Regions from separate parts of the Homo sapiens genome. Here regions 1 and 2 are each linked to region 3. A link is a loop called in an ENCODE intact Hi-C map of the cell type or tissue named here. Cell type or tissue: sigmoid colon. All regions are shown on one strand. Each heading gives the region's core, and the rest is flanking DNA. Links, peaks and the distances in the headings are about the cores only.

The links. Peaks named below come from ENCODE experiments on the same cell type or tissue, not always from the same donor. Only the 100,000 strongest peaks of a DNase experiment are listed, where the experiment ranks them.
Region 1: it touches region 3 in a loop (2.0-fold over the local background); 9 of 110 quality-filtered maps call a loop at or near these places.
Region 2: a loop joins it to region 3, with 2.4 times the contacts of the local background. A loop is called at or near these places in 8 of 110 quality-filtered maps.

Annotation. Positions count from the first base shown.
Region 1 is chr15:67,962,334-67,971,136 of GRCh38, forward strand. No RefSeq gene overlaps it. Among named protein-coding and RNA genes, the nearest start is that of PIAS1, 88 kb to the right of the region's middle. RefSeq lists enhancers at 644-813, 6,160-7,076. In sigmoid colon, for the core only: no CTCF peak of the experiment used is centred there; a DNase peak (open chromatin) is centred at 5,978; H3K4me3 peaks cover 1,046 bases.
Region 2 is chr15:68,149,557-68,158,374 of GRCh38, forward strand. It overlaps PIAS1 (protein inhibitor of activated STAT 1), which reads left to right. Exons shown (of 14, transcript NM_016166.3): 7 at 4,034-4,139. Among named protein-coding and RNA genes, the nearest start is that of CALML4, 51 kb to the right of the region's middle. In sigmoid colon, for the core only: a CTCF peak has its summit at 5,613 (motif pointing left); no DNase peak of the experiment used is centred there.
Region 3 is chr15:67,913,226-67,918,225 of GRCh38, forward strand. No RefSeq gene overlaps it. Among named protein-coding and RNA genes, the nearest start is that of RNU6-1, 76 kb to the left of the region's middle. In sigmoid colon, for the core only: no CTCF peak of the experiment used is centred there; DNase peaks (open chromatin) are centred at 1,541, 1,916, 2,596 and 3,995; H3K4me3 peaks cover 676 bases; H3K27ac peaks cover 2,536 bases.

The sequences.
Region 1 (8,803 bases), core at 3,804-8,803, 53 kb after region 3:
GTTACCAGATCACGGCCTTCAATTTTTTTTTTTTTAACTGCAACCCTTAGTAAGAAATACATGTTATATCATAACCCAGTTCATAGGTGTGCATGGCCACACATACACACAAACGGACACAGAAGTTTCAACAAACAGTACTTACTTAATACTTAGCCCAATTATCTGATTCTTTTCCATTCTATTCTTTAATTTTTCATTTAAAAAAAATGTTTGTAGGCCGGGTGAGGTGGCTCACGCCTGTAATCCCAGCACTTTGAGAGGCCAAGGTAGGTGGATCGCTTGAGCCCGGGAGTTTGAGATCAGCCTGGGCAACATGGTGAAACCCTGTTTCTACAAAAAAATACAAAAATTAGCCAGGTATGGCGGTGCGTGCTTGTAGTCCCAGCTCCCAGCTACTCAAGAAGCTGAGGTGGAAGGATTGCTTGAGCCCAGGAGGTTAAGGTTTTAGTGAGCCCTGATCACATCAGTGCACTCCAGCCTGGGCAACAGAGTGAGACTTTGTCTCAAACAAACAAACAAACAAACAAACAAAACGAACCAAACAAAAGTAACAACTTGCAATTCATTCAGTTAATTTCAATACCTATGGGTTAAGATGAGCGGATTGAAATACACATTCAAGCCTAATCTCTGAATTATGCAGAGATTTTGAGAATATTCCTTCATTAGCCACAGCCATGTGTGCCACACAGGAGAAACCAGGTTGACGGGCAAGTCGTGGTCCAAGGTCATCCATGGACCCTCATTGGTGAGAGATACTCCCTCACCAGAGAGTTGAGTGTATTGAGTCATATGATGAATGGGGCCACTGTAGTTTTAGAATAAAAATATGATTTATTTTCTTTCTTTCTTTCTTTTCTTTCTTTCTTTCTTTCTTTCTTTCTTTCTTTCTTTCTTTCTTTTTCTTTCTTTCTTCTTTCTTTCTTTCTTTCTTTTCTTTCTTTCTTTCTCTTTCTTTCTTCTTTCTTTCTTTCTTCCTTTTCTTTCTTTCTTCCTTTTCTTTCTTTCTTTCTTTCTTTCTTCTTTCTCTCTCTTTCTTTTTTTTCTTTTTATTTTTTTTGAGACAAAGTCTGGTTCTGTCACCTAGGCTGGAGTACAGTGGCACAATCACAGCTTAACTGCAGCCTCAACCCCTGGACTGAAGCGATCCTCCCATTTCAGCTTCCCGAATAGGTAGGACTGCAGACATGCACCAACACACCTGAATAATTTTTGTAATTTTTGTAGAGACGGGGGTCTCATCATTTGCCCAGGCTGGTCTGGAACTCTAAGGCTCAAGCGATCCACCCACCTCAGCCTCCCAAAGTTCTGGGATTACAGGCTTGAGCCACCCTGCCCAGCCAAGATTAGCTACTGAGAGCTTTCTATGTGCCAAGCATTGTTCTAAGCACTTTACACGAATTAACGTATTTAATCCTCACAATACCACCATGCCATATGTAGTATTATTAATCCCTGATGTATGGACAGTTCGGGAATTTAACATCCAGAAAATAGTTACTAAATATGGATCCAGGTATCAAAGCCAGGCAGACTGGCTCCAGAGCCCCCAGCTCTTCTGCATCACATGTACCTCCCCACTACAGCAGGCCTTCTCGGACCTTCCACGACTGGCTCACTTTGCCATCTTTTCCAAGGATAGTGTCCAGTGCTGAGCTCAGCAAGCTGTGGCCAGAATTCCACAGAGGACTTGGACTAGAGCTGGAGCTCCAGTGTGGTCACCAATCCAGGTGATCATTTCATTAGATCAGTCCAGCAGAGCATTCGTTCAACACCCACTTACTAAGCCTTCAAACCCAGAAGTTCAGGGCTGGAAGACACTCCAGAAATTTCCAACTACTTAGGGACTTTCATACAGGGTAAAAGGGACACAGGGATCTCTCTACTCCAAGACTTCCACTTTTATCTGTTTCAGAGATAGAGTTTCTGCATAAGCTTATACTTGAAAAAAAATAGTCTTGCTGTTAAAACAAGTTTATTTTGGGGGAGGTGAGAGAAAATTTTAAGGAATTAGCAGTCTTTTGGGAAATAATTGATGACACGTTTTTTAGAGTGGTAAAATACATATAATGTAAAATTTACCATGAATGACAGTGCAGTCACAGTATTGTACAATATTCACCACATTTTCATCTCCCCTACGGAAAATCCCATACCCGCTAGGCAGTGATTCCCCATTACCTTTTCTCCTCAGTTCCTGGAAACCACTAATTTACTTTCTGTGTCTGTAAAATTGCCTCTTCTGGACATTTCACATAAACAGAATCATATAAAATGTGGCCTTTTATGACTTGTTCTTTTACTTAGTATAATGTTTTTTATTTTCGAGACAGAGTCTCACTCTGTTACCCAGGAGGCTGCAGTATAGTGGCATGATCTTGGCTCACCACAACCTCCACCTCCCCAGTTCAAGCAATGCTCATGCCTCAGCTTCCCTAGTAGCTGGGATTACAGGTGCATGCCACCACACCCAGCCTCACTTAGAATAATGTTTTCAATGTTGTAGCATGTATCTGTACTTCATTCTTTGTTATGGCTGAATAATATTCCATTGTTTGAGTACATATTTGTTTATCTGTTTATCAGTTGATGGACGACTGAATTGTTTCCACCTTTTGGCTGTTGTGAATAATGCTGCTTGCTATGAGCATTTGTGGATGCATTTTTGCTCGAGCACCTGTTTCAATTCTTTCAGTTATATTATTTTTATTTATTTATTTCTTATTGAGACAGGGTCTCAATCCGTCACCCAGGCTGGAGTGCAATGGCATGATCTTGGCTCACTGCAACCTCAGCCTCCTGGGCTCAAGTAATCCTCCTGCCTCAGCCTCCTGAGTAGCTGGGACTACAGGCATAAACCACTATGCCTGGCTTATTTTTGTATTTTTTGCAGAAAGGGGTTTCACCATGTTGCCCAGGCTGGTCTTGTACTCCTGGGCTCAAGTGATCTGCCCTCCTCAGCTTCCCAAAGTGCTGGGATTAAAGGTGTGAGCCACCGGGTGTGGCTAATTCTTTCAGTTACATACCCAGGAGAGGAATGGCTGGATCACAGGGCAATTCTTGTTTAAGTTATTGAAGAAGTGCCAAATTGCTTTCTACAGTGGATGCACCATTTTACATTTCCACCAGCAACATATGAGGGTTCTAACTGCTCCACATCCTCAACAACACTTGTTATTTTCCTTTATAAAAAAAATTATAACCATTCTAGTGGGTGCAAAAATAGTGTCTTATTGTGTTTGTTTATTTGAATTTCCCTAATGACAATGATACTAAGCATCTTTTATGTGCTTCTTGGCCATTGTATAACTTCTTTACAGAAACGTCTATTCAAGTCCATTGCCCATTTAAAAATTGGTTGTCTTTTTGTTGTTGAGTTGTAGGAGATTTTCATATATTCTGGATACTACAAGTCCTTATCAGATATATGATTTGCAAATATTATCTTCCATTCTGTACATTGTCATTTCACTCTCTTAAAAGCATCTTTTGATGTTTTTGATTTTGATGAAATCCAATTTATCTAATTTTTTCTTTTTTTTTCCTTTTATTTATTTATTTATTTATTTATTTTTTGAGGCAGAGTCTTGCTCTGTTGCCCAGGCTGGAGTGCAATGGTGCAACTCTCGCTCACTGCAACCTCTGCCTTCTGGGTTCAAGTGATTTTCCCACCTCAGTCTCCTGAGTAGCTGGGTCTACAGGCACGCGCCACCACCCCCAGCTAATTTTTGTATTGTTAGTAGAGACAAGGTTTCACCATGTTGGCCAGGCTGGTCTTGAACTGCTGACCTCAAGTGATCTGCCCACCTCAGCCTCCCAAAGTGCTGGGATTACAGATCTGAGCCACCATGCCCAGCCTCTAATTTTTTCTTTTGTTGCTTGTGTTTTTTGTGTCATTTCTTAAGCCAATGCCAACTCTGAGGTCATGGACATTTACCTTTATATGTTCATGTAAGAGTTTTATGGTTTTAGCTCTTACATTTAGGTCTTTTGTCCATTTTGCATTAGTTTTTGTATATGGTGCAATGTAGGGTTCCAACTTCATTCTTTTGCGTGTAGATACCCAGTTTTCCCATCATAATTTGTTGAAGAGGCTCTTCTTTCCCTTTGAATGGTCATAGTAGTCTTTGAAAATCAGTTGACCATGGATGTATGAATTTATTTCTAGACTCTTAATTCTATTTCATTTATCTGTATGTCTGTCCTTATGCCAGTACATGTACCTGATGATTACTGTAGCTTTGTACGAAGTTTTGAAATCAGGAAGACTAAGTCCTCCAACTTAGTTCTTTTTCATGATTGTTTTGGCTATTCATGGTCCCTTACAATTCCGTATGAATTTTAGGATCATGTTGTCTATTTCTGCAAAAAGGCCTTTGGGATTTTGATAGAGATTGCATTGAATCTGTAGATTGCTTTGTGTAGTATTGCCATTTTAATATTAAGTCTTCAAATCCACAAACTCAGGATGTTTTTCCATTTATTTAGATCTTCTTTATTTTAACAATGTTTTCATTGTATTAGTCTCACATCTTCTTGATTAAATATATTGTTAAGTATTCTATTTTTTAAAATTGTTTAAAGTTTTTTTTGAGACAGGGTCTCATTTGCTTGAGACAGGGTCTCATTCTGTCACCCAGGCTAGAGTGCAATGGCACCATCTGGGATCACTGCAACCTCCACCTCCCAGGTTCAGGTGACCCTCCCACCTCAGCCTCCCGAGTAGCTGGGACCACTGGCATGCCCCAGCACGCCTGGCTAATTTTTGTATTTTTTTATAGAGACAGAGTTTCACCATGTTGGCCAGGTTGGTCTCAAATTCCTGGGTTCAAGCCATCCGCCTGCCTCAGCGTCCCAAAGTGCTGGGATTACAAGCATGTGCCAAGGTGCCTGGCATATTCTATTTTCCACCCCCCTACAAAGTAATAGACCTTATTTTGGGAGGGCAGTTTTAGGTTTACAGAAAAATTAAGCAGAAAGTTCCAGTATACATCTTTTAAAAAAATTTTTTTTTTGGTGATATTATACAACGAAATTGTTTTCTTAATTTTCTTTTTTGGATTGTTCATTGCCTTACATGTACAGAAATACAGCTGATTTTTGTGTGTTGATCTTGTACTCTGCAACTTTGCTGAATCCTTCTATTAGTTCTAATTGCTGTTAATATTTGACGCTTGCCCTAGTCCATATACCATCTCCCTGCCATTTAATTGTTGAAGAAACTAAGTGGCTAGGACTTGCCCAGGGTCCTGCTGCCTTTTATGGCTGAGCTTGGGACAGGCTTAGCACTTTTTCCCTTCAGAGCTCCAACTCACTCCTTAAATTGAACCCCAATTTTTCAGTGTAATTTGCAGGTACAAATTTCAGCCAGTTGCCTCTACAAAGCCCCTGTCCATTCCTTCCAAATCCCTGATCTCTTCCTATTCATTTGCCCCCATATGCCCATTATCATGAGCCCAGCGTGGACTCCCACGCGGACCCAGGCCCCCAGCCCTGGCCACAGGGTCACAGAGATAACTCCGTGGGAAATTATACCCCAGGGCCCTTTGCTCCTGACTCCCCACGTGGAGCAGAGAACCACTCAGATGCGTGCTTCCAGCCCCCACCTCGGACGACCCGCTGTCCCCCTCTCACGGCTGTTTGCCCGGGCGTTCTAGGATGCTCTGGTATTAGAGCACCCTGCCTGTTCCTGGCCCCCTGAGCACCAACAAGCCCGTCTCAGGCCTCCAAAGCTCTGCATACGTTGCCCTGGCAAGGTCAGACCCTTTGGCTGCAACACGTCCGTCAAGAAGCCAGGCAAATCTAGCATGCAAACTAGGATCATTTTCGGGCGTTGGGGCCCCCCCGCTTGAAATCTGGTTTCCATGTTCACAAAACGCAGCCCGACTGGTGGAACTCGCGACTCCAGACGCAGAGAAGCTGTGGGCAGAGGCGGAGGCAGAGGGTGGGAATGCAGCCTGGCGTTGGAGTGGGGAGAAAGGGGAGGGAGGAACCGCGCGCCCAGGCCCCGCCCGGTTGCCTAGGTGACGGGGAGCGAGAGGAAGAAGTGGGGGCTGAGCTGATCCGAGCATTTCAGATCTTAATACTGAACAGCTCAGCCCCCAAGAGGGAGTAGGATGGAAGCCCCAAGCCAAGGGAGTCATCTTCATTATTTTACCCTGGTACCTAGTGTTCTGCTGCTCATGGAGAAACAGAATGTCAGTCCTGGAAAAGAGCTTGCGAAGTCTCCTTGCCCAGTGGTTTTCAAGCAGGTTTGTAGCTAAAGATTCTCGTTTCAAAGAAAACCTTACCAAGAACCTCAGTTTGCGAAACAGACCTATAGGGAGCTAAGTCACCCCACTTCACCTTCCCAGATTGTGGAAAAACTCTGGTCTGGGCCCAAACCCTCCTTGTAGAGATGGGAAAACTGAGGTCCCCAGACAGGCACTGCATTGCCCAGGGACACCCAGGACATAAATTCGCTGCAGAACCAGGATTGGAAACGATCTCCCAGTGATCACCATAGAGCAAGCATGAAGAAGCGGATCCTTTGAAGTAGCTGGGAAGAGAAAAGGCACACAGGATGTTTTAGGAACCTGGAATTTCCAGACCTGCTGAGACAACACAATCCCCTTATTTTACAGACGAGGAAACTGAGGCCCAGAAAGGAGGCAGTGGCAAGTTAGTAGAGTGGTCCTAAGTGGAGTAATATTCCCTTAGAAAGAAGATGCATTTGAGCATTTGGCTTTTTGGCTAGCTCAAGCAATAAATCTTTGCTGAAATTCTGAGGTGCCAGATGGCGCAGGGGAGGAGCACTGGCCTGGGAGTTTCATCCCCCTCTGTTACTGACGAACCCCATGACCTTGGGAGATTTATTTTAAAGAGTCAAAGGGATCATCCCCAGGTTTGTAAGAGGTCCAGAAGAGTAATAGGATTAAATGGTGCTTCAGAGTGTTTTATATTGTTTCTAAATGTCAGGGCCTCTTTGGGGGAAGGGAAGTAAGCACACTGCTCTTTAAAGACTGAATTTGACAGTGGGTTTTTTAAACGCTCTTTATTTTTCTTTTTCATTTTTCATGGCTAATTATAAAGTAACACATGGCCATTTCAGAAAATGTGTAAAGTACAGAAAATGAAAGGAAAAAAAAGCAGAAAGGAAAATCACCCATAAACACATCACCCAGAGGCAACCATTGTTATACATTGTTGTACATTTCCTTTCAGTCTTTTTTCTCTAATTTTTTTCTTGTGCAGCGTAAATTGTATTTTTAATTATGTTGTAATTTTTAATAATTTCATTTAATTGTTTAATAATTAATATTAAACTTAGAATATTAAAGCTAAAGATCTGTCTGATCACCACCCACAGCCCTGGGTTCTTTGATGTATTAATTTTGCAGACCATTTAATTTTTTTCCCACTTATTTACACTCATTTTTCATTTATTTATACCTATTTCATTTATGTAGACCCACAGGAAATGTACAGTGTAATAATAAATGTATATATATATATTATATTGTATATGTGTTTTACACAATGGTATAATGTTTTCTCTGCAATTTGCTTTTTTCTTTTTTGCTCATTTGACACCTATATTATTCGATCTTATGTATAAGCCACTTTGTATCTACCCATTTTGTTCTTGATGAGCATATACATTGGTTCCAATTTTTTGCTACTGTGATAAATTCTACAATGAATAACCTTTGCATGTTCTTCTGCACAGGGGCTAGTGTTTCTCTGGTGGTAGATGCACGGAAGTAGAATTGCTGAATATGCATTTATTTACTTTTAATCCACACTGCCAAATTGCCCTCTAAAGCTACTGCGTATAATGAGCATCCTTGTTAGCTTATAACACTGCTTTGCTTGATTATAAGACTTCACTTTTTTAAAAAAACTTAAATTTTTTAGAATCTACTGAGTGAAAATAATTTATTTTTGTATGATTTTCCTGATTATTAGTATGATTAAGCATATTGTTTACTGGCTATTTAAAAAATTAGTTTATAGAGTTGCTTTATATATTTAGGCCACTATCTTTTTTTCTGTATCTATCACAAGCATTTTCCTCAGTCTGCTGATTATTTTTTAATCTTGTTTGCAATGTCTTTTGACATGCAGAATTTTAAATACTTAATATGGCAAAATTTATGTATTTTCCTTTATAGATTTTTGTTTTTTGTTCAAAAAGATTTGATCTACGTTTTTCACTAATAATTTTAAGTATCTATTTACTTATCTTTTTTTTAAACATTAAAACATTGACTCCATCTGGATTTATTTTGGTGTATGTATGTGATAGGAATCTAATTTTGTTGCTTTGCATATGGGTCGTTAATTGCTTTAATACCAATTATTGAATAGTCTTTTTTCCACTGATTTTGAATACCACCTCTATCATATACCAAATCCCCATATAAACGCAGATCTATTTCCTGACCCTTTACTCTTTTCCATTTATCCATTTATCTCCTTTTCTATTTTTATGCAAATACTACACTGTTTTGACTATTGATTTATAATGTATCTTAACAGCTGATGGGCAATTTACCCACTTTTTCTGTTTCATTGCCTTGGTTCTTCCTGTACATGTATTCTTCCATACGAATTCATTTATGAAGGTCTGTGAAAAGTCTTTTGAGTAATTTGATTGTTATTGCATCAAATTCATACCTAGATTTTGAGAAATGTATCTCGAATATAGCGTCTTTCTATCCAAGAATCTGACATGTTGATTTATTGGGTCTTTTAAAATGTGTTTTAGTCAAGTTTAAAATCACCTTCATAAAGATCTTTTACTAAAATTTTTCCTAAA
Region 2 (8,818 bases), core at 3,489-8,488, 240 kb after region 3:
GTTTCCTACAATTCCTGCATATTTTTTGCTAATTCCCATGTTGGTTGTTATTATTACTGCTATTATAAAAAGAGATCTTTTTTTCTGTTATATTTTCAAAGTATTTATTGTTGGTTTACTTAAAAACTAGTTATTTTTAATATTTATTTCATAGCTAAATTCATATATTGGTTCTATTAGCTTTTTAGATGATTTATTGGTATTTCTATGTTGACAGTTTTGAGTTTTAGGTATGTCATATAAATTATATTACCCTAATACTTTTGTCATTTATTTCTTGTTCTACTACCTAGAACTTTGTAAACAGCGTTAAACAATGCAGGCACTAGTGGACATATTTGACTTGCTCCTTATGTTAATGAGAATACTGCTACTGTTATAACATTATTATAATGTTGCTATTAATTTTGATAGAATATTATATCAATGATGTATTTCTATATTTCTCTTACTGGATTTTTTTTTAGAAATGGATTTTGAATTATATCAAAATTCTTTTTGACATCTCTCAGGGTTATATTTTTTTCCTTTAACTCATATGTCACCATTAGGTTTTTAAAATCCTTTTAAATATTTTATTTCTAGTGTACCTTGGAGTTCCCTTTTTCCTCCTTTTTGGGGAAAGTTTTGAAAATGTTTTGTTTTTGTGTATGAAAAGAATAGCTCACCAAGGAAGAAGGGGAGTGTTTTTGGTGAAATAGGAAAGAAGTCTGAAACTGTAGGAGAGGAGGGGAATATGGCCGCTGATAAAAAGCACTAGAGGAGGGGGGAAATACTCTTCCATAGGAAGGCTTCCAGCTACAAAGATTTGAAGACATTTTTCTGGGGAAGTAAAACACTAAATCAGCATTATTTTCCAAAGCCCAGAAAATAACTTAATAGATTGTTTTTAAATTACTGTTTTAATTCAGCTTGTGAAGATATTCTGAATAGTTCATGTAGAATATCTTACTATTTTGCAGATACTTTTGTATAAATAGTTGCCAGTGAGAAATGTTGCAACTGTGTCTTTTCAAATGAAGTAAATAGGAGAGCTAGTATAGCGCCTGAAAGAAGTAAGTGAGTTATATTGTAACTTCTTGCTCTACCTCAGGGTAAGCACTCCTTTTAGCATTTATTAAACTCTCATTATTTGTAGAGAAATTATTTAGATGTAGGTTGAGTATTCCTAATCTGAAAATCTGAAACACAAGATGCTCTAAAATTCAAAACAGGATGCTCAAAGGAGATACTTGTTTGAGCATTTCAGACTTCAGATTTTCAGATTAGGGATGCTGAACTGGTAAGTATAATGCAGATATTCCAAAATCTGGAAGAAAAAAAAAATTCAGAGTCCAAAATACTTATAGTCCCAAGCATTTCGGATCAGGGATACTCAACTTGTACTAGTGTAAGGGGCACATAATGAATAGAGTATATTTCAATTACAGAGAAATTATCTCATGAACTTGACAAATAATTTTTAAGACTTTTGAAAAAGCAATAAACAAAACTATCAGTATAATATAATATAATATAGTATAATATATATCAGTAGTTGGAATTAGTATTTGAAGGATTAGCAGGAACAATAAAATACTGTCTACCTAGAAAAGAATCTCTGTCACTATTAAGCTTTGGTGGGGTTTTTTTTGCTGCTGAACCTCTTTCATATGATGTAAAAATTTCATTTTATATTACCAGTACAAGTGGCATTTGTTAGTACCACATTCTTTTTGCTGCTTTTATTTTATTTTTCTATTTGCTTACATGTTTCAACTAGAGTGAGCATACCTTTTCACTGAACTTGTTGCAGTTTCTGCTTGATCTCTTCTTAAATATTTATATAAAGCCTTAGGGTAATTCCAAGTTCTGAAGATTCAAGTTGTCAATACATAGTTTCACATTGTTAATTAGCATTTCTCCAGTTTCTGTCATACTTGAAGCATTAAGCAAGTAAATAATAATGGTGAATAAGATTTTTTTCTAAAAGAAGCTTTCCAGTTGGGCCTGGTGACTCATGCCTGTAATCCAAGCACTTTGGGAGGCTGAGGCAGGCGGATCACTTGAGGTCAGGAGTTCAAGACCAGCCTAGCCAACATGGTGAAACCCCATCTCTACTAAAAACAAAAAAAACAAAAAAACAAAACACACACACACACACACACACACAAATTAGCTAGATATGGTGGTGCACACTTGTAGTCCCAGTTACTTGGGATGCTGAGGCAGGAGAATCACTTGAACCCGGGAGGTGGAGGTTGCAGGGAGCCGAGATTGCGCCACTGCACTCCGGCCTGGGTGACAGAGCGAGACTCTGTCTCAAATTAAATAAATAAATAAACAAATAAAGCTTGTCAATGCTATATCAGATTAGTATGTTGTATGCTCTAAAATTTAGGAATTTTTTTTTTTTTTTTTTTTTGGGGGGGGAGACAGAGTCTTGCTCTGTCACCCAGGCTGGAGTGCAGTGGCGCCATCTTGGCTCACTGCAAGCTCTGCCTCCCAGGCTCACGCCATTCTCCTGCCCCAGGCTCCCAAGTAGCTGGGACTACAGGCACGTGCTACCACACCCGGCTAGTTTTTTGTATTTTTAGTAGAGACGGGGTTTTACCACGTTAGCCAGGATGGTCCCGATCTCCTGACCTCGTGACCTACCCACCTCAGCCTCCCAAAGTGCTGGGATTACAGTCATGAGCCCCTGCTCCCGGCTGGGAAAGTTTTAATGTTACTTGTTCCTCATTAATGTGAAATTTATTAATGAAGGTAAATTCGCTTTTTTGACACTTCTTTTTCCTCCCTCTCAGAAAATGTGTAGCATGTAAACACAGATAGCTTTCCGAACTTTAAATAAAAATATGACCTTCCAGAGAGTATTGTAGTATATTTTCTGTCAAAAGAGGGGAGTGCATTAAGTTCCATGTCTTAATATTCCCACCCTTTCCCTTTGGTTTCTAGTGTCTGCTCTGTCATCAAGCAGTTGCCTAATCATGAGCAGATTGCATAATCTTTTTGTGCCTCAGTTTCATCAGCCCTTCACTTAGAAAAATACCTATCCTACCTGTGTCTTAATAGGCCTTGTGCAAAGTTTAAATGAAGTAGGCAGCGTATGTTAAGAATGCTTTGAAAAATGTGTGTAGCTATAAAATACAAGATGGCAGCAATTATTTTTCCTTTTACTTCTTTTCAAGTCTCTTGATCTTCCTCTTGATCCCAGCACCAAATAGAAACTGATCCTTCTCATTTAGATCTCCTTCCTACCCTTCGTGAACCTCAGCCGTCTTTTCTTTCTCTTACCCAACCATGTACCCTTCACTTAGTCTTAGCTTGTTGATTAACTGTTTTTTTTTGGTTTTGGCTTTTCTTTTTTTTTTTTTTTTTGGTCCCCTTCTACCTCTGTCATCTCTGGGTAGTCTGTCTGCTGGTAATGGATATTCATCTGTTCATTTGCCAAACCAGCAGCTTCTGTTTGAAAACCTTCTTTAATATTCCCTCTGCTTGTTGTGATAATGGCCCAAGTATAATCTTTTCAAGAGCTACTTGAAGGCATAGAGAAAGGTTAAAAGGTATAAATTAGGAAGCCCATCTCATTTGTCATTTAAAAAAAATAGATACTATTTTAGATATATCTGTTACCTACTAAATATGGTTTATAGCTTTGACATCTTATTGTCTTTGGCTTATACTTAGTCTTAACAGTATTCTTTCATGTAAGTGCCTTAAATTCATTAGCTTCAAGTATAGGTAATATTAAATCCAAGACAGACCTGGGTTTAAATTCTAGGTTTGTTACTTGAAAATTGCAAAATTAGGGCAAGTTCTTTTACTTCTCTGTACTTCAGTATCCTCATCCATAAAAACAGGTTTATGATCATCTCGGCAGCTTTTTGGTCAGGATTAAATGAATTACTGTTCATGAAAACACCTAAGACTGCTTGACACACAGTAGGTGTTTTAAGAAGTGTTAGTTTTCTTTCCCTATCATGGTGAGATTAAAATAGATGTACTATTTACTTACATATGTTGTTTGTTTTCTACTTCTTTTTTTTTCCAGAACTATTCCATGGCAGTATATCTTGTAAAACAGTTGTCCTCAACAGTTCTTCTTCAGAGGTTACGAGCAAAGGGAATAAGGAATCCGGATCATTCTAGAGCTTTAAGTACGTATGATAAACTTATTTCACTTATTCAGCTATTTTGTTAAAGGTTAGAGTAGTATTTTCTCAACTCAAGAAATTTTAGAATTTGTTTATTCACTGGAGCCTGTTGTGTAGTTCTTAGAGTAGTTCTGATATCTTTGTCATGAGCTATATTTTATAATCTATATTTTACTAATCTTAAAATTAACTTTGTGAAGTCAGTGCACAAACATGGAAGAATATTATTCTACAACTTCATAAAATCAATGTTTAAGGAATTCTGGGAAATGGGAAGGGCATCTTGGCATAAATTTCAAGAAAGTTATTTTAGATTGGTGGTTTATCCAGGAAAAATGTACAGAATTATATCATGGCCTCACCCCCTGCATTTACAAAGTGAAGAGAGCCAGTGGGGTGGTAGAAATAATAATTCTGCCATTAATCAATTATATGACTGTGGACAAGTAACGCTGCTCCTGAGTTTCATCTTCCTCATCTGTAACAAGAAGTTTATGCCGTCTGATTTCTAATGCTTCTGCGAAGTCTGGGTTCATACGTGTGAATTACTGGATGGTTTGTTTTGATACGTTGAATTTGAGATTCAAGGTCTTCAAATGGGGCTGTGCTGACCTCTGTTTTTAAGGGTTAAGGTCAGAGGGTTTGGCCTTTCCAAAGAGGTGAACTAAGTTCTTCGTTTATTCTTTTATTTGTGAGAGCCGGGGGCTGCGTGGATTTAGGAGTGAGGGCTGGGGACTTAGAAACAAAACTTTTATAGGCAGGTGTTAGATAGCTATCCTTTAAGGACTTTTGATGTGAACTGATTAATGAAGCCCATTATCAGATTTGTACTTAGGAACACTCTGGTGGAAAGAACTAAGATAATAGCAGCTTTCCTTTTGTAGCATAGCTATTACCCCTTTCTGTAACTTATTTCTGTGGCAGAGTAAAAGATCCCACTACCCCTGAATATCAATATACCCTTAATAGTTCATTGAAGAATTTTTCTGTATTAAAATGGTCCTTTAAAAATGCAGCTAATCCTGAATCAATGGGAGCACACTTTGGCTAATGCCTCTGTAGGCATGCATTGACAGATGATGGAGACCTAGAAGGGCAGCACTGATTTGGGATCTGCGGGAGTGGTGGCACCATTTGGCAGGGATAAGAAGATGGTAGGGATCCTGAAAGAAAAGACAGACATCTGCCTTGAAGGAGAGTATAAGATAACTTGTCTTCTATCACAATCTTGCTGAAGTTATTCCTGGTCATTCTACTGAGAATCTTCGTATTTGCCTCACAATACTAGAATCTCAGCCAGTCAGAAAGCAAAGAATTATGTGAGCCTGTATGGAAGAGGGAATACCAAGAAATAAGGCAGATGAAGTTATTTTATTTAATAGTAACAGCAACAACAACAATAAGGCCAACTGTCTTTGCTCAAGCTGTTAACTCTTCTCCGCTTGTAGCTATAGCACCACCTGGAGGGAGAGTGGGAACGTGAGTCTGGAATTGAATTATTTTATTTTCTCCGAGAAACCACTATTAGCTACCATTAAGCAGCAAAAACTGTTTAATTCAAAAGCTATTTCTAGTCTGATATACTGATGGATGTGGAGAATAATTGTACACTGGATGAGATTTTTGTGGAAATTGATACCTTACCTTACTTATTGGCCAGGGAAGCCAATGGAATATTAATTTGGATCCCACCAGTAAGAAATTTGTTGTAATTTACTAAAAAACAGGTTATCTACCTTTACCTGTATGCTGCCTGTAAAAAAAAAAAAAAAAAAAAAAACCAAAAACTTTCCCAACAAATTATGTAATTAAAATTCTGTTTACAATAACTTGACAAAAGGAAATGTCAGGTATTTTAAAAGAGTCAAATCAGTTACAAATATGTTCTTTGTAAGTCATTCTTAATAAAATAAGTACTTCTAGCAAAGTTTTAGTAGTCAAGCCAGACACTCTTATGTTCTTGAAAGAATAAAGTTGGTATTATTTAGACTTTTCACAGAGAACTCCATTCTCTGAATCATTTGATTTAGTAGGATTTTGTCTTGCAGTTTCTGCCTTTGTGTAGAGTTGTCCCCTCACAACTATGAAAAACAGTCTTTTACCAACTCTTAATCAAGTTTCTTTCTCCTCTTCCTTCTCCCTTCAGCAGTTATTTCAAGCCTTAGCCATAATCTAATCAAACACTATCCCCCTCTCTCAGCACTCTGCCAATGCATGAAAATTGGGGCTACAAGACATGAATTACCTAAACCACCCATTTCTTCCTTAATCTCAGTGCCACCATAATTACTTTTTTAGCTTATCTACATTTGTGCCCAGTCCTCGCTTTATTTTGTTCAGTGTCAAGAGGAAATCTCCCTTTCCCTGCTTATTCATTTATTCTTTTCATTCAAGAAATTGTGTTAAGAGTCTACTGTGTTCCAGGAACAGGAGAATATAACATTAAACAAGACACATACCATCTCTGCATCCCCCAGAAGTTTGCAGTCTGGTAAGAAAGACAGGCATTAAATAATTGCACAAGTCATTAATGAGTTAAAGTTTTGACATGTGCCTTGAAGAAGATAGACAGGGAACTCTGTAGAGGTACAATAGGGGAACGTAGTCCTCTCTGATACTGTGATACTTAAGGCAAGATTATAAGTATGAGGAGAAGTTAAGCTCCAAGATGGGAACAGAGTATGCCAGGAGAAAAGGCCAGTGCAGCTGGAATAGAGAGAGCCAAGAAGGGCTGGGTGCAGTGGCTCACCCTTGTAATCCCAGCACATTGGAAGGCCGAGGCGGGTAGATCACTTGAGTGAGGTCAGGAGTTCAGACCAGCCTGACCAACATGGTGAAACCCTGTCTCTACTAAAAATACAAAAAAATTATCCTGGCATGGTGGCATGTGCCTGTAGTCCCAGCTACTCGGAAGGCTGAGGCACGAGAATCGCTTGAACCCGGGAGGCAGAAGTTGCAGTGAGCTGAGATCGCACCACTGCACTCCAGCTTGGGCAACAGAGAGAGACACTGTCTTTAAAAAAAAAAAAAAAAAAAGAGAGAGAGAGAGAGAGCGCCAAGAAGGAGGGTGACCAGAGAGTTGGACAGGTATAAGTTGACATAGACGATATGAAGATAGATGATAGAAAACCATTAAAAGATTTTTAAGCAGAGGAGTAAATGACACGATTACATTTAGACAATCTGATTCTCACTTTGAAGACGAATCAAAGGAAGGCAAGGCTAATGCAGTGAGGCCAGTTGAGAACCTGTTTGTAATAGTATACGTAAGAGATGATAATGTCTTGAACTAAGGTGATAGTGGTAGATAGAAGTTGACAGTTTTGAGAAGCATTGAAATGGCATTGACTGTGTGTGTGGAGTGATGAGTCCAAGGAGGAGTGCTAAGCTTCTTACTCAAGCACTAGGTAACATGGTAATGCCATTTACTGAAACAGAAAACTGTGTTGAAAAGATCAGATTGCAGGGGGGAGATCAGAGTGGACTGTTAGACTTGTGGTGTTTGAGATGGGATGAGACATCCAGGTAGAGATGCTTGGTAACAGTATTATGAGACCTGGCTCCCTCATATATCTGCTCTTTGTCCTGTGTTTTCAGTTCCTCTCTGTCTGCAGGCTTTTTCTGTCACTCTGTGCTGTCAAGACTCTTTTATCTTTTAAAAAATAGGAAAACAAGCTCCTCTATGGATAGAGCTCTGTGTTCCTCCCATTGTTCTCATCCGAATTTTTGTGAGAGTAGTCTACACTTGCTCTTTTTACCTCCTCACTGCATCTCATTATGGTCTTTAACCCTCTATCATTCCACTGAAATTGCTCTTTCAGATGTCACAAATGATGATCTGATTGCTAAATTTAAAGTGTATATTTTCAGTTTTCATCCTGAATACTTCTGCTGCATTTGATATGAACCACTTTCTCCTTGAAATTCTCTCCTTTCTTCTCTGACCATATCTTCTCAATCACCTGCCTTCAATGGATTCTCTTAAGGGAAGCATTCTAAATGTGGCTGTTCTTGGAGTTTTATCTTGGGTGCACTTTTCTACGCACCCTTATGGTTTAAAACTAACACCCACCCCAAAATACATGTCTTCATCTCAGACCTCTCCCCTGCGTTTCAGACTTATATAGCTAACTACCTTCACCTAAGCATTTCACTGGTTCCTCAAATTCAAGTATTTAAAACTGAACTCACCAACTCCTGTCAAACTTACTCCCTAAATATTTCTCAAATGTGCCTTCTGTCTATCATGCTATCATTGCCCTTGTTTAAGCTCTCATATCCTGCTTTTATTTTAAAAACCATTCTTAGATAAAACATCCCTCTCCTTGACGCCTTTTTCTATCTCCTCTGGTAGCCTCCTAAGTGATTTATACAGATCTAAAATCTTACCATTCTCATTCCCTTGCATTTCATGGCTTCTTAACACCAAGGGAATAAAAACTCCAAGTATGTTAGCATGACACACAAACTTTCCATCATGTGGCACCTGCTTATTACTTTCCAGGGTCGCCTGTATTCACTCTGCTTTTTAAACTTTCCATGACGTGGCACCTGCTTATTACTTTCCAGGGTCGCCTGTATTTACTCTTCTTTTCATACTTCACATTCCATTCCAAAAATATGGAACTCTTTAGTCTTTCTTCAGTGCTTTAGTTTTGTGCTCTATGCCTCAAAACTCCCCT
Region 3 (5,000 bases), core at 1-5,000:
AAATTAAACATAGACCAGGCACAACAGTGCACGCCCGTAGTCCTAGCTACTCGGGAGGCTGTGGTGAGAGGATCACTTGAGCTCAGGAGTTCAAGGCTGCAGGGAGGTGTGATCGTAGCCAGGGCATTACACCTGGGTGACAGAGTGAGACCCCATCTCTAAATAAATAACTAAAATTTTAAAAAGGAGATTAAACATAGAATTATCATATGATTCAGCAATTCTACTCAAAAGAAGTGAAAGCAGGGACTTATGTATTTGCACACCCATGTTCATAGCAGCATTATTTACAACAGTCGAAAGATGGAAGCAACCCAAGTGCCCATTAACAGATGAGTGGATTAACAAATGCTGTGTGTGTGTGTGTGTGTGTGTGTATATATATATATATATATATATATATATATATATATATATGAAATGAAATACTCAGCCTTAAAAGAGGAGGAAATTCCCATAAATGCTACAACATGAATGAACCTTGAGGACGTTATGCTAAGTGAAATAAGACACACACACACACACACACACACATACACACACACACACACACTGTATGATTCCCCTTATTTGAGATATCTAGAATAGTCAAAAATCATAGAGACAAAAAGTAGAATGGTTGTTGCCAGGGGTTAAGGAAAGAGAATGGGGAGTTAGTGTTTAGTGGGTATAGAGTTTCAGTTTGGGAAGATAAAAGTTCTGGAGATAAATGGTGGTGATCATTGTGCAGCAGTGTGAATGTACTTAACACCACAGAACTGGTCAATTTGGCCAGGCATGTTGGCTCACACCTGTAACCCCAGCACTTTGGGAGGCCATAGTAGGAGGATTGCTTGAATCTAGGAGTTTGAGACCAGCCTGAGCAACATAGAAAGACCCAATCTCTACAAAAAATTTAAAAATTAGCTGGGCATAGTGGTGAACATCTGTAGTCCCAGCTACTTGGGAGGCTGAGGTGGGAGGATTGCTCAAGTCTGAGAGGTTGAGGCTGCAGTGAGCCGTGATTGCATCACTGCATTCCAGTCTAGGTGACAGAGCAAGACCCTATCTCCAAAAAAGAGTAAATCTGATGTTATATATATTTTGCTACCATAAAAACAAACAAGCAAACACCAATCTCCTTTTCCTTCCATTCCTTCTTTAATTATAGTTTTAGGAATTTCCCCCATATGTTCTATTATCAACAACAGCAATGATTAACAAAGAAACATTTTGTAGAGTGTTTTTTTTCCCACAATAACTATAACGATTATATTATTTTCCAGTAAATGTGATCATTACGGTTATATAGGCTTTCATGTTCAAACACATTTAATGCTTACCACCAGCCTGTTTATACCTCAGTTTTCTCCTATGTCAGTTCTAAATTTGGATTCATCATCTGTCTCTAACATGTCCTCAAGTAGAGTGATATATTTCCTGGTGAAATAATGATGAGAAGCTATGTCTTACGTAATGTCTTTAGAGGAAGACCTTCAGGTCTCAGTGGTAACAGCTCCTCCCCTGTGGCTGCAGGCTATGGGATTGTAGCACCATCCTCTTGGTTTCCCTTAACTCTTGCCTATACCTCGTCAATAATCCCTTTACTAAACTCTCTTCCATTACCAAGCTTGTGAGTGGCTTGTTTCCAGCTGGGACTATGACTGATACAGCCTCTGCCGCCTCTGCTCTCCAAGCACCCCTTCCTTCCTATCTCCTCTCCCTCTCTTTCTTTTCCTTTTTCCATCTTCCACTCTTATCCCTCCTTATTCTTTTCCTCCTCCTCCCTTTTGGAGTGAGGTGACATGTGGGCTATGTAGGTTAGCATATCACGCTCCGCATCTGGCCCCTGGCTGCCCTTGTCCCTGGGTGGTCAAGAACAGAGTATTCCTTCTTTCTGAGCTGCTCAGTGTTCTGGCTGCTTTTCAGAATGTGCAGCCCATCCCCCAGCCTCTCAGAAGCCCCACCCCAGCCAGCAGCCTGACAGAGCTCACAATTCTGTTTTAAGCTTACTCCCTTACAACTAGTTTTATTTCCTAGTCTGACATCTTGGGAGGATGGGTGAGACCAAATCTGTTACATCAGTGTCTAGATGGAGCATTCGCTAGTTCAGGCCAAGACATTATGAGTTTCATTTTTATGGCTCTCCCAATCCTTGTGTGTGCAGATTTTATTGTGTTAGGAGTTAAAAATGTAATAAGCAAGGAGAAAAAAAAAATTAAGTCACTTCAGCTAAAGACTACAGCCTAACAAAATCCTTAACAGACGCTTGTTAGTCCTGTTGCTGGGAAGTATTTGTCCAGCAGACCTGGAACAGTTTAAAAAAGGAGTGGGGGTTTGGTTAACATTAAAGAAACACAAAGATTTTTCATCTGGCTCTGGGGGAGACCAGAGCCACAGAGGGAACAAGAAAAGAAAGAGGGGATTGAACATTTTTGCAAACAAATGATAAAACTGCCTTTTAAAGAAGGAGGGGGGATCCCTTGTCCAAACAAGACTTCTGCCAGGGTAGGAAATCATTTCTGCAATTGTTTACAATGCTCAGGCAGCCGGTCCTAAGTCAACATGGCCTGGGAGCGTTGCCCTGGAGCCTCCTGCCTTTGCCAGCCGCCTGCCATCTCGAGCTCAGCTATTTCTGGGACTTAGCTCCCTCCCTTGAAAAACAAACCGTGGCCCTCACTGTCATACCCAATAAACCCCCCAGTTTGTGCAGCCTTAATCATGTTTTCCAGAAGAGTTCTCCAACTGACGGCCTGGATGCAATGTGTTGGGCTCAGGAGAGCCAGTATGTGTGGGGGAAGGGAAGCTCTCATTTGTGGATGCCAAGATGGAAATTTCCATTGCAGTACAAGATGGCTTCACCTGTGGCCAAGGAAACCTACTTCATCTCAAAGAGGAGAACTTGGCTAATGAACAGCCTGAAATTTATGTCCTTTCTTACAGTTTGTTCCATAAACCCAGAGCAAAGTTTGCTTTTACTAAAAAGCACCATAATTACTAGTCATAACCCTTCACATCTGGTTGTCACTTAGTGTAGAAGTCTTTTCACTTCTGTTATCTCATTTGTTCTCCACCATGAGAAAGGCATTATTAGTCCCATTTATTTACCTTTTTTGAAAAAAAAAAAAAAAAAAAAAAAAGATGAGATCTCACTATGTTTCTCAGGCTGGTCTTGAGCTCCTAAGCTCAAGTGATCCTCCTGTCTTGGCCTCTCAAAGTGCTAGGATTACAGGTGTGGACCACTGTACCCAGTCAATCCCATTTATTTAATTAATCCATCTATTTGTCTCCTTATTTGGTGTTAATAATACAGTCATGTGGCTTGAAAATTTTAAATTCCAGTGAAAAGATGTCTTCTCTTCTACTCTTCCACAATTCTTCTGGTCTCTATCTGCCCACAGGTAACCACTACTGTTCATTTTTCTGTGTATCTCTCCAGAGATGCTTTATGTATATCTAAGCAACTTGGGGTGGTACAAGGAGAAAGAGTATTGCAGAGAGACAGAAAAGTCCCAGGCACTAGGCCTAGCTCTGTCTCCAGTTGGCTGTTTGACATTGTGCATGCTACTTTCCCTCTCTGAACCTCACTTACCTCACTTACGTCATCTGTGAAAATGAGAATAAAAGCTAACATTCATTAGGCTTATATGTGCCTGCCACTGTGATAAGTGTTTTTATATGTGTTAGTTGAATTAAGCTCGCTACAGTCCTATAAGGAGGCACTGTAAGTCCCATTTATCCATGACAAACTGAGGCACAGAGAAATTAAATATCTTGCCCAGGTCCTAGTTAATTAGAGGGAGAGCCTGGGTTTTATGAAGCTAGGTAGTCTAACAGTAGAGCTCATTCACCACTTAAACCCCTGCGCTATATACGGCCACTCATTTATGATACTGGCACTACCAAATGATGGCTTGAAACAGGAGGCTGCCCCAGAGTGGTTCCTCCCAATTTAGGTATCTAAAATCCTATGTCCAGTTCCCATAAAACCCTGGCCAGGCAGCTCTGAGTCACTCAGCCCCATTCAGATGGGATGGTGACAGCTGGCAAAGAGCAGCAGACAGCAGGGCAAGGCTCAGGCATGAACCCTGATGTCAGACCAGTGCTTCCCCCTGTGTCCCTCCAGGGGAATCAGGACAACTCCTTAATAAGAATTTCTTATTTTTTATCAGAGGTAGTAACGCACGTAATTTAAAAAGCCAACTCATATTCAGAGACAAAAGACAGCAGCCCAGAACAAACACTTTTAACTCCTTTGGTTAGTTCTGTATATATTTATCTCCCTTATTCTTGTCAACCTTAAATAATATTCAGAAAGTATGATTAAATATAGAGTTCATTTGAGCCCAAAGCTTGAGGATGGCCACCCAGGAACATGGATTCAAGTTGCCCTGAATATACATTCTAATTAGCAGCACCTACAAATGGGTTTTTAAAGGGAAAAAAAGAAGAGGCAGTTCCTAAGTTGTTTAACAAGAATTTACATTAAAGTAACATAAGCTATTAATTGGTTATACATTGTTCTTTGTATCACAAATTCTAGGAACATGAAGATAATGGGTGAGGCCAGCTAGTCAGGAACAAAATGCCTTTAAACAATTGCCCCCAGGGCATGGGCGGGATGCAGAGGTGGGGGTGAGGGATGAGAGTAGGGGCCTGACTGAAGTCCCAGGTCTCTCTGAGCCAAGTAAATTTTGCATACCTCTCATAGCTTACAGCAGTCTGAGCTATTTTTCTTTTTTCATTCTAAACCTAGATAGTAAATATTTTCAGCTTTGTGAGCCATACAATCTTTGTTGCAATTTCTCAACTGCCTTATATCTAGAAAGCAGTCAGGCAATATATACATAAATGGACATGGCCATCTTCCAATACAACCTTATTTACAAAAACAGATTTTTAAAGCAAAAACAGATTTGACCTGTTGATGCGGGATTTTTCTCGGTCACTTTGCCAGCCAGAGACCTCCAGCCAGCAATACCCCTGGCCCAGGCCTTGCTCGGGCCTGGGTTCACCACAGG